2 separate regions of the Mus musculus genome follow, and region 1 is linked to region 2. Evidence: chromatin contacts called from ENCODE POLR2A ChIA-PET data. All regions are on one chromosome and are shown on one strand. The core of a region is the stretch at or near the end of the contact, and the rest is flanking DNA. Distances in the headings are between cores, read along the strand shown. Region 1 has its middle 22 kb from the start of Gm35087. Region 2 holds the start of Scrib (scribbled planar cell polarity).

Region 1 (4,764 bases), core at 2,225-4,724, 86 kb after region 2:
CTCCTTCCTGGGCCACAAGGTCATGAGATACTCAGCCTGCATCCTTGCAATCTTGCCAAGTGTTTTGCATAACACTGATCCCCTCCTTCCAACCACTGAAGGTTGGTGCCTGGCTGTGAGTCCTGATGTTAAAGTCACATGGGGTTGGTTGCATCAGGGCCCACGTCTGGCACCAATCTCCATCACATTGGGACAGGCTTGGTGGTGCCATACTTGCCAAACACCCTGGTATCATAGTTTCATTTCTGTCGCTGTTATAAAACACTCTTTTAAAAACAAACAAACAAAAACAACAAACAAGCAACAACAGCAACAAAACCCACCCTAGGGCTGCAGAGATGGCTCAGCGGTTAAGAGCATTGACTGCTCTTCCAGAGGTCCTGAATTCAGTTCCCACCAACCACATGGTGGCTCACAACCATCTGTAATGGAGTCTGATGCCCTCTTCTGGTGTGTCTAAGAACAGCTACTGTGTATTCATACATTTAAAAAACACTAAACAAACAAACAAACAAAACACCCAAGGATAATAGGTTTATTTTAGTTCACTGTTCCAGGTTACAGCCCTTTACTGTGAAGCAGTCAAGATGTCGAGAGCCTGAAGCAGGGAGTCACAGTACATTTATAGTCCAAAGCAGAGAGAAATCAGTTCATGATCCCCTGCCTAAGGAATAGTGCTGCTCACAGTGGGCTGGGTCTTCCAACACCAATTACAAATCTAGACAATCTTTCACAAGCATGCTCAAAGGCTAACCTAGATAGAGACAATCCCCTCACTAAGGTCCCCTAGGACTTTCTAGATTGTGTCAAGTTGACAGCATCCCCAGCATCCCAGAGACTGAAGAGTTACAGCCTCTTCTCACTCGTGTCGCCTGCAGGGGTTGGCTGAGGCTCAGTTCTGTCATCTTTACTCCAGGACCTAGCCAACCATCTAGAGCAGTGTGGTTCTTCCTGACTGATGGTGGGGTAAGAGTGCTTAGCACTCTCTGGCACTAAATACCATTACCTCACTGGCTATTACTGGTGACACAGCCTAGTGGACCAGAAGAGGACAAGGCAGTGCTTCCCTCTGTTGTGTGACTGGAGACACAGGGGCATCAGTGCACAGTCCCAGTGACCACCCTACACCTCATGCCAGGGAAAGGGTTGTCTCAATTAGGGCTTTATTGCTGTGAAGAGACACCATGACCAAGGCAACTCTTATAAAGGAAAACATTGAATTGGGGCTGGCTTAGTTTCAGAGGTTTAGTCCATTATCATCATGGTGGGAAGCATGGCAGTGTGCAGGCAGACATGGTGCTGGAGGAGCCAGAATTCTATATCTCGATCCAAAGGCAGAGAAGGAGACTGTATTCCACACTGGGCAGAGCTTGAGCATAGGAGACCTCAAAGCCCACCCCCACTGTGACACACTCCCTCCAAGAAGGCTATATCTCCTAATAGTGCCACTCCCTATGGGCCATGAATTCAAACACATAAGTCTATGGGGGTCATATCTATTCAAACTACCACAAGGGTCTTGGTCGTGTGAGGTATAACCCCAAGTAGGATGAATGAGGCATGCGTGGATGATGGTTCTGCTTACGTCATGTGGTACCGATGTCGCTAAATACCACTCTATCTCTGCCAAGTGAAAAGCACTCTCCCCATCTAACAGGTTTGTTTGTTAGTTTGTTAGTGTGTTTGTTTGTTTGGGTGTCTTCAGAGTTATTAACCCTCTGAAAGCAGGCACCAGCCACTGAGGACCTTCAAGCTCTCTTGCACTGAAATGTTAGGGGATGTATGCACCACCCAGTACACATCTTAGTAGAATTTCCATACAGACATTTTATTTGTATAGTTCCACAGATCAATAAAATATTTTTAAGACCATGTGGAAAAAAGCCTCGAGTTTCCTTCCAAAAACAATGGATACACTGTTGCGATAGCTTTGCATAGCCAGAGGGCAACAAAGGAGTGCTTGGCTGAGCAGGTCAGGGGCTGGGGCTGGGAGCTCTGAGGCATCGCCCTTAGAGTTTTACAATTCATGTTCAAGCTTCTCTTTTTTCCTTTCCTTTCCTTTCCTTTCCTTTCCTTTCCTTTCCTTTCCTTTCCTTTCCTTTCCTTTCCTTTCCTTTCCTTTCCTTTCCTTTCCTTTCCTTCTCTCTCTCTCTCTTTCTTTCTTTCCTTTTTTTTTCTTTTGGATTTAGACACATTCTCTCATTTGAGATATTCTCCGAAGATGATGTCAGAAGGCACAGGCTATCAACCCATGGGGGGCCGTGACCTCTTCGGTGGTGAACAACCCTTCCACAGACGTTGCCTAAGACCATCAGCAGATGCAAGTGTTGGCATCAGGAGTCATAACAGTAGCAAAATCACCATTATAAAGTAGCAGTGAGATAACCTTATGGGTGGGGGGTCACCAAAACATTAGGAAGTGCACTAAAGGGTCGCAGCATTAGCAGGGTTAGAGCCTGCTGGCATAGGGAAATGTCAGATCCTTTAGAGGCCGGGTTGCAACCCTAAGGGGTCATGTGGGAGAGGATCTTGGAACATCATGGCACCAAACCTGCTTTGAGTGTCATCTACACTGTAGGCTGACTTCTCTTCCCAATGTTTTCCTACTTCCTGCTCAATCTTGTGGTCACATGCAAATCAGGCCTGTAGGTTCACTGGCTGAGGCTATAAGGCACCCACTATGTTTCCAGGGCTATTGTTCATCTCCTTTGACCAGTTGGTCATACAATCTTCCTCCTCATGCCCAAAGAGACTTGAATAAAACAAAATGCACATTCTTTTCCTTTATATATTATATGCAGTAACCGGGATCTATTTTTAATAAATACTCCAGGATTAAGAGCACTGGCTTACTGTTCCAGAAGACCTAGGCTTGATTCTTGGCATCCATATGGAGGCTCACCCCATCTGTAACTCCAATTCTAGGGGACTCCTCTGGCTTCCACAAATACCAGAACACACATGATACACAAGACATACATGCAGGCAAAATACTCACACACACGAAACGCAAATCCATCTAAAAATATTTTAAGAGAGAGTGTCTGTAGTGGTGGGGAGGGGCATGGTGGCACAAGCCTTTAATCTCAGCACTCAAGAGGCAGAGGTAGGTGAGTTCGAGGCCCATCTCCTCTCCATAGTGAGACCCTGTCTTAAAAAAGAGAGAGAAGTTATCAGTTAGAAGAACTCCTATTCAATGAGTTTCCTAAAGCTTTTCTGCCTGGGGTCACGGTGTTTGGCGATATGGAATCTTGTGTGTGAGGAGAGTCTGTTCCAGGATGCACTCACTGGCTGTTTGCTGTCCCCAGACAGCGACGTCTCTCCAGAGACCCTGGTCAGCTGTGTGTTCAAGTGTCAAGGGCACGGGTTGTTTGAGATGATGTCAGGCTGCCCAGGCCTTTGGTCCTGCAAGAGCTGAGGTGGCTCCTCTCAGATCCAACACAATACCCTCTTTCTTCTGTTGGCAACACGCATGAGCCAGGAGCCCTTGAGTTTGTTGGAACAAGAGCCTTTGCTACCCTCTGCTGGACGCGTCTCATAACAGCGCCTGGCTGCTTTGTTAAAATACACACATGAAGTCATGAAACAACTAAGGGAGAAGTCAGTGACACAACAGTGCATCTCAGAGGTGGCTCTGCGACTCCGCGACTCTGAGACTCTGCAGCTCTGCGGCTCCTCAGCCCAGGGGTCCTTGCTGGAGCAGCTCTGAGCTGGCCTCCAAGACAGAAGAAAGGTCAGGCCAGGGGAGAAATTTGAAGTGCTTTTAGCATATATCCCGATCTGTCTCTTGCAACCCCTGTCCTCAAGGAGGGCCAGGCAGGGCCTCAACTGGTGAGATGTGAGGGTGAAGACAGGGGCCCAGCCAGCAGCCTGGCCATCCAGTGTCGCCCAGGGCCCCAGGGCCCAACATCTTTTGACCAAACCTGAAAGAGGAACCCAGGGAAGGGAAGACGAGCCTAAGGTCCTTAATGACTCCCATCTATTCTTCTCTGACCTTCTGTGGCTAATAGTCCTTTAAACGGTGGCCCCATCCAGTCCTACAGCAAATGCCCTCTCTTGATACTGCACCACCCTCCTGGATATCTTGCTGACTCTTGTCATTTGGAGGATTCAGACTTTCCTCCTAACAGGCTCTGGAATGTGTGAGAATCAAGGCTGGTGAATTCAGCAAGCAGGGCTCTGATGGGGGCGTGGGAATCGTCCACTGTGTGCTTGGTGTTCCCAATCTGTTACGTTCTCATAGACAGAAATGTCCCTGTCCCAGCATTTGGGTACCTAGAGGCCCCATTAGGGAAGGGTTATACAGGGTTATATAAGTGACAAATGCCTGTAACCCCAGCATGTAGAGAGTTGAAGTAGGAGGGTCAAGTTCAAGGCCAGCTTGGGCTACACGATGAGGTCAAGGCTAGCTTGTGTGTACTAAGACCTTCTCAGAGAGAAAGAAGGAAAAAAAAATACAGATAAAAGATTCACCCACCCCCATGCCCCGTATGTCAGTTTACAGATGATGGTTGACTTCCAAGAGCTCCTGCAGATGAGCAATTGACTTTGTAATGCATAGATTTAAGAGGCTGGGCTGAGGAATGTTCAAGTCCCATCTTGCAGGTGCTTTTCCACATGATAAAGCTTTTATTCTGAGTGAATAAGAACAAGAAACCCTGTCCTTTGAGGAGATGTCCACGGAGACGAGCCACTGGCTGAACGTCGTACACACCTTTCATCCCAACACTCCAGATGCAGAGGCAGGCAGATCTCTATGAGTTT
Region 2 (4,972 bases), core at 283-2,782:
TCTTCTAAAGGAGTTTGGAGCTCTTCAGGAACCCCAACAATGAACAGCAAGAGCTTAACAAAGAGAGAACAACAATAAAAACACCAGAGAGCACTGGGGTGGGTTGTGGGTGGTGCACATCTTTAGTACCCACAGAGGCAGGTGGATCTCTGAGTTCTAGGACAGCCAGAATGAATTCCAGGATAACCAGGGTTACGAAGGGGAAACCCTGTCTCAAGAAACAGAACAAAAAAAAAAAAGCAATAACAACAACAGGCACCAGAGAGAAACACAAGTGCAAAATGTCCAAGATTCACACACGGATACCATAAAGGTCTATGAAGAACACCCGCAACGCCACCAGCCGGCAAGAATATCAGACCACTGAGTCCCCTATCTCAGAAAAGTAAGTCCTACATAACCTGCCTCCTTTGGCCTTCCTTCTAGTGTGGCCTCAGAACAACAACAACAAAAAAAACCCCAAACAAACCCGACAGGAAGGAACACAGACAGTGAAAGGTGGGCTCTCCGCTGAGCGATGACAGAATAGATCTGACACTGCAAGTATCTTAGGAGAGTCCCACTCAGCACTGCAAACCTCTCCTCCCAAAACGAAGGCAGAACACAGTGCAAGAAAACCAACTTCCTACCCTTAAAGTAGCCCAACTAGCTTTAACAGTTGCTAACCCGGGTCGGTCTCGCACCCTGGACCCATCCTCCTCCTGTGCTCTCATGGGCTTCTCTGTTGGCTCCCCTTTTAGGTTCAGTATCTACTTAGTCCCCAGACAGGTTGCCACCAGGTGCCAACACCGGCGGCTGGAGGAGGGTGGGGCTGGCTGGGGCGGGGCTCTGACCAGTAGGAACCTGCAGGGCCGGCTGGAGGTTGCGGTGCCCAGCTCGGGCAGCGCCTGCTGAGATCTCGCTCCAGCCGGCTGCCCCAGAAGTCATACACCACCCCGAGAACTGAGCGCGGGGCAGCAGGTGCGGCGGCCGCTCACCTTAGGTAGCTCGCGCAGCTGGTTGGCGTCGAGGAGCAGCTCCTCGAGGCTACGACTGTAGCGGTAAATCTCCTCTGGCACAACCTGCAGCGAGCAGTGCCGCTTATCCACCGACTCCACGTGCCGGTTACAACGCCAGAGCGGGATGCACTTCAGCATGATGCGGGCGGGCAGTGAGCGCGGGCTCGGGAGGCGCTCGGCGGGCTCGGGCCGGGGGGCGGGGCTCGGCCCGCATGAGCGCCGAGCGCGGGCGGAGCGGCGCGCGCGGGGGTGGGGCGGGCAGCCGGGTCCCGGACTGTGGCCGGGGTCGGCGCTCGGCTCGGCCCGCGTTCAATACGAGCTGTAGGCTCCGACGGCGGCACACAGCTGGCAGCACGGCCTGACCCGGCAGCGCTTTCTTAGGCGCTGGGGGCGCGGCGGCGGCTCCGCATCCCGCCCGGCCTGCTCACCTAGCAGCTCATCCGCCCGCAGCACCGCAGCCGGAACCGCCGCCGCTGCCCGCGACAACCGCCCAGCCGCGCAGCCCGCCGGGAAGCCTAGGCCCGCCCTCTCTGCTCAAAACTACAGCTCCCAAAGGGCCACGCGGCGTGGCGTCTCCGACGACCCGTAGCGGTCTCGCGCGGGGCATGTCGGGATTTCCGGCCTCGCTCTGGCGTAACCCATACTAGCAGGTGTAACAACTCAGATGCCCGCCCGCCCACAAAATGCTCTCTTGGTCCTGGATCCTACAGATCTCAGGGCCAGACAGCTCTCAGAGCTATCCACGTGAGCAAGGCTGCAAGCCAGCACTCCCCACAAAGGAAGATAAAGCAAGGCCTGTCCACCCCGGTCCCTCCTGTTCACCCCTGCACAGCAGGCTGAACGCCCTCCTTGTCCCTGGTGCCTTGGAACCCTGATAAGACATTCCACACACAACCAGCTTGGGTCACAGGACCAATTTCAGACACAGGGACTTCAGGGCCAGTGGTATCTGCATCTTTATGTACACTACAGGGTGGGTTGGGCAGAGTGCCTGGTCCCAGGGACACACCACGGTTAACACTTTACAAAACCCAAAGGAAGGAAGGGGCAAGTGCAAGTCCAGGAAATGAGGCCAAAGTCACGCGGAGAGGTCGCTGTTATCAAAACGCTCCTGGTCATACACTTCAGCCACCACCTTGCGACCACCAAACCAGCGCCCATTGAGGGCCTGGATGGCCTTGTGAGTCTCTGAGGCCATGGAGAATTCCACAAAAATCTTGACGATGATTTCTGCATCTTCCTCTTCGCCCTGTTTTTCTTGATAGATAATGACCCGGTTCACAGCACCAAATTTGCCACACTCCTCTGTCACCTCTCCCTCCAGGTCGTCATCGATGTCCTTGGGGTCCACCATGTTTCGGAGAACCATCACTGTAGACTGTAGGAAAGACAATTGACTGCTGTGACTGTGGGAAAGACACCTGAATGCTGCGACCTATCACCCACTACTTCACATTCATACCGCCGAGAGCGGGCCTGGCACGAGCCCACCTACTTACCTCCTGTTTTCTGAGTAGCTTTTGCATGACCATGTGGCGAGCACTGCTGCCCGAGATGCTCATGTGCTCCTGCTCACTCAACATCTCTGGCCGTTCTGACTCAGGAAACAGCTCCTCCTCTTCCTTCTCCTTCTTGGGCTCCAACAGACCCAACGTTGGCGGGCTGGCGAGAATGGGGTTCACTACTCCCACAGAGGGGATGGTGACCGGAATAGGAGGGCGGGCTGGTGTCACACCTGCAGCAAAACCAACCGAGTTTAATAGCCACACATACACTCTCCTGTTTGGGAAAGAGTAAAGAGATGGTTGGCGATAGCCAGCCTGTCCTGGATTCAAGGGATTACACCGAAGTAAGTATGGGTTGGGAAGCTGAAGACAGACCCTAGAGGAGAGGGGAAAGGAATGGAAGAGAACCTGATCAACTCAGACTCACCTGTGATGACTCCAGGGGCCTGGGCAGCCATGACAGCCTGGGGTAGGGCCCCTAAGGGCTGGGCCAGTGTCAGTGCTGGGGACACTAGTCCTGGTGTGGCTAAAGTACCCAGCACTGCTGCTCCAGCCACTGCTTCCTGCAACCAAAAGACAAGCAGAGTCAGTTTCTAGTCTGTTCTCACAGTCAGTTCTTTGTTCCCACCCAAACCATCTAAGAGCCAGTTCCCAAAGGCTGAGTGGGTCTGTCCACCCACTGTCCACACTCATCACTGCACCAGCTCTCACCTGAGCTGTAATCTTGGCCGTGGCTGCAGCTGCGGCCACAGCAGCAGCAGGCGGGAGACCTCCAGGCGTGGCAGGTGTTAGCAGGGGCATGGGGGGTGTGACGGCCTTGCCCACCCTCAAGTACTGGCCACCCAGATCAAAGAGGTTCATGGAGGACACAGCATCCTGGGACGACTGGGCCTTCTCATATTCTGCAGGGCAGGATGAGCAGTGAGAAAAGCCAGCCCCAGTAAGAGGCGGGCTCCCTCTTCTCCTTGGCCCTTCCCAAACTCACCGATAAAACCATAGCCCTTGTGCTTGCCAGTTGTGGGGTCCCGGGCCAGCGTACAAGACTTGATCTTGCCAAAGGCTTCAAATACACTCTTGATGTCATCATCAGACAGGTCTTGATGTACAGAGGCCACATATATTCGGTTGAAAGCCCTAGCTTCCTCAGCCAGCTGATCTATGATGGGTTGGGCTTGTCCAATGTTGCTGGGTCTTCCCACCTGAAGAAGGTCAAGAAGAAACATCAGCCTAGGCCTGTGGTGACTGCTTGTATGTATGTAACTTCACGGAACAATTATTCTAGGTCCAAGACCAAACTTTTTTTCTTTTTTTGGTTTTTCAAGACAGGGTTTCTCTGTCTAGCCCTGGCTGTCCTGGAACTCACTTGTAGACCAGGCTGGCCTCAAACTCAGAAATCCGCCTGCCTCTGCCTCCCAAGTGCTGAGATTAAAGGCGTGTGCCACCACTGCCCGGCTAAGACCAAACTTTCTTGTCCTTACCTTGATGTTCCTGCCCCCAAGCATCACAGAGTTCATCTGCTCCAAAGCGAGCTGCGCAGCTTCTGGGACCTCGTACTCCACGAAGGCAAAGCCCTGAATACAGGAAGGTGTTAGAAGGCAAGGAAAGCAGACAGAGGGCAAGCTAGAGCCCCAGGGTAGCTCTCATCTGCTTACCTTATGCTTCATGGTAACGGAGTCCCAGGACATATCAATGCTCTTGATGGGGCCAAAGGGAGCAAAGGCCTGGCGAATAGTGTCTTCTCCCAGCTCATAGTAGATGGAGCCCACATAGACCCGGCACATGATAGCCAGTGCCCGCTGCCGTTGAGCTGCCATCTGCAGCAGGACAGAAGGAGAGAGCCACTGGCTTGTCAGGAAAGTGGGAGACTCAGCAACCCTCTCCCATCCTGGCCCACCCGCCCAGCTCTGCCGTGGGAAGGACTCCCCACGCAGCAGTGAGGTGCAGGCTGGGCCCTTGCAGCCAGGGTTTAGGGGTCAGCAGGACCCCACCCCAAGGAAGGCCAGGCCCAACGGCAGGACATGGAAGTACCCAGCCCGCCCAGGTCCCAGACAGACTTTGGCAGCAGAGCTGACGGGTGGTCAGAAGGCAAGGCTGAATGACCTGTAATCCAGCCCACTTCTGTAGTCTGGAGGCCAGGTACCTGGGCTGGGCTGGGAGATCCTCCCACTAGTCCAGCCAAGTATTGGGACAGAAGAGGGAAGGAGGAGCTGTCCAAGCCAGACACACCTACTGGCATGGAGGCCAGAAGAGAGGGTGGCAGAAGACAGGGCAGCCACTGCCCAGAAGAGATCCCAGGGAAGGAATTTGGGAGCCCAGAAAGGGGCTCTCTGGAGAGAACAAGGAGCAAGTGCTCATGCAGGGAGACACAGGTGAGGACTCAGTGTGCTCTATACTTCCCCCATCCCAACACCTCCCACAAAAAAGAGCTGCTGGGAGCACATGACTGTAGCCACAAGAGCTGGCCCAGGG

What was found. ChIA-PET counts read pairs that join two places held with the same protein, here RNA polymerase II (POLR2A).
Region 1: POLR2A ChIA-PET joins it to region 2 with 16 read pairs in Patski. The contact joins the enhancer-like site here to the promoter of Scrib in region 2. POLR2A ChIA-PET finds 5 or more read pairs at or near these places in 2 of 5 experiments (Patski and embryonic stem cell).

What each region holds. Positions count from the first base shown.
Region 1 is chr15:76,152,602-76,157,365 of GRCm38, forward strand. No RefSeq gene overlaps it. Among named protein-coding and RNA genes, the nearest start is that of Gm35087, 22 kb to the left of the region's middle. Within about 2 kb of position 3,475, at least 1 of the 3 ENCODE cell types and tissues checked has a DNase peak (open chromatin) inside an H3K27ac peak, as active enhancers do.
Region 2 is chr15:76,068,252-76,073,223 of GRCm38, forward strand. It overlaps Scrib (scribbled planar cell polarity), which reads right to left and starts at 1,533. Exons shown (of 36, transcript NM_001310543.1): 1 at 978-1,533. The coding sequence starts at 1,136. Puf60 (poly-U binding splicing factor 60) reads right to left here. Exons shown (of 12, transcript NM_028364.2): 6 at 4,156-4,317; 7 at 3,982-4,074; 8 at 3,489-3,702; 9 at 3,215-3,405; 10 at 2,931-3,066; 11 at 2,498-2,733; 12 at 1,931-2,376. The coding sequence ends at 2,077.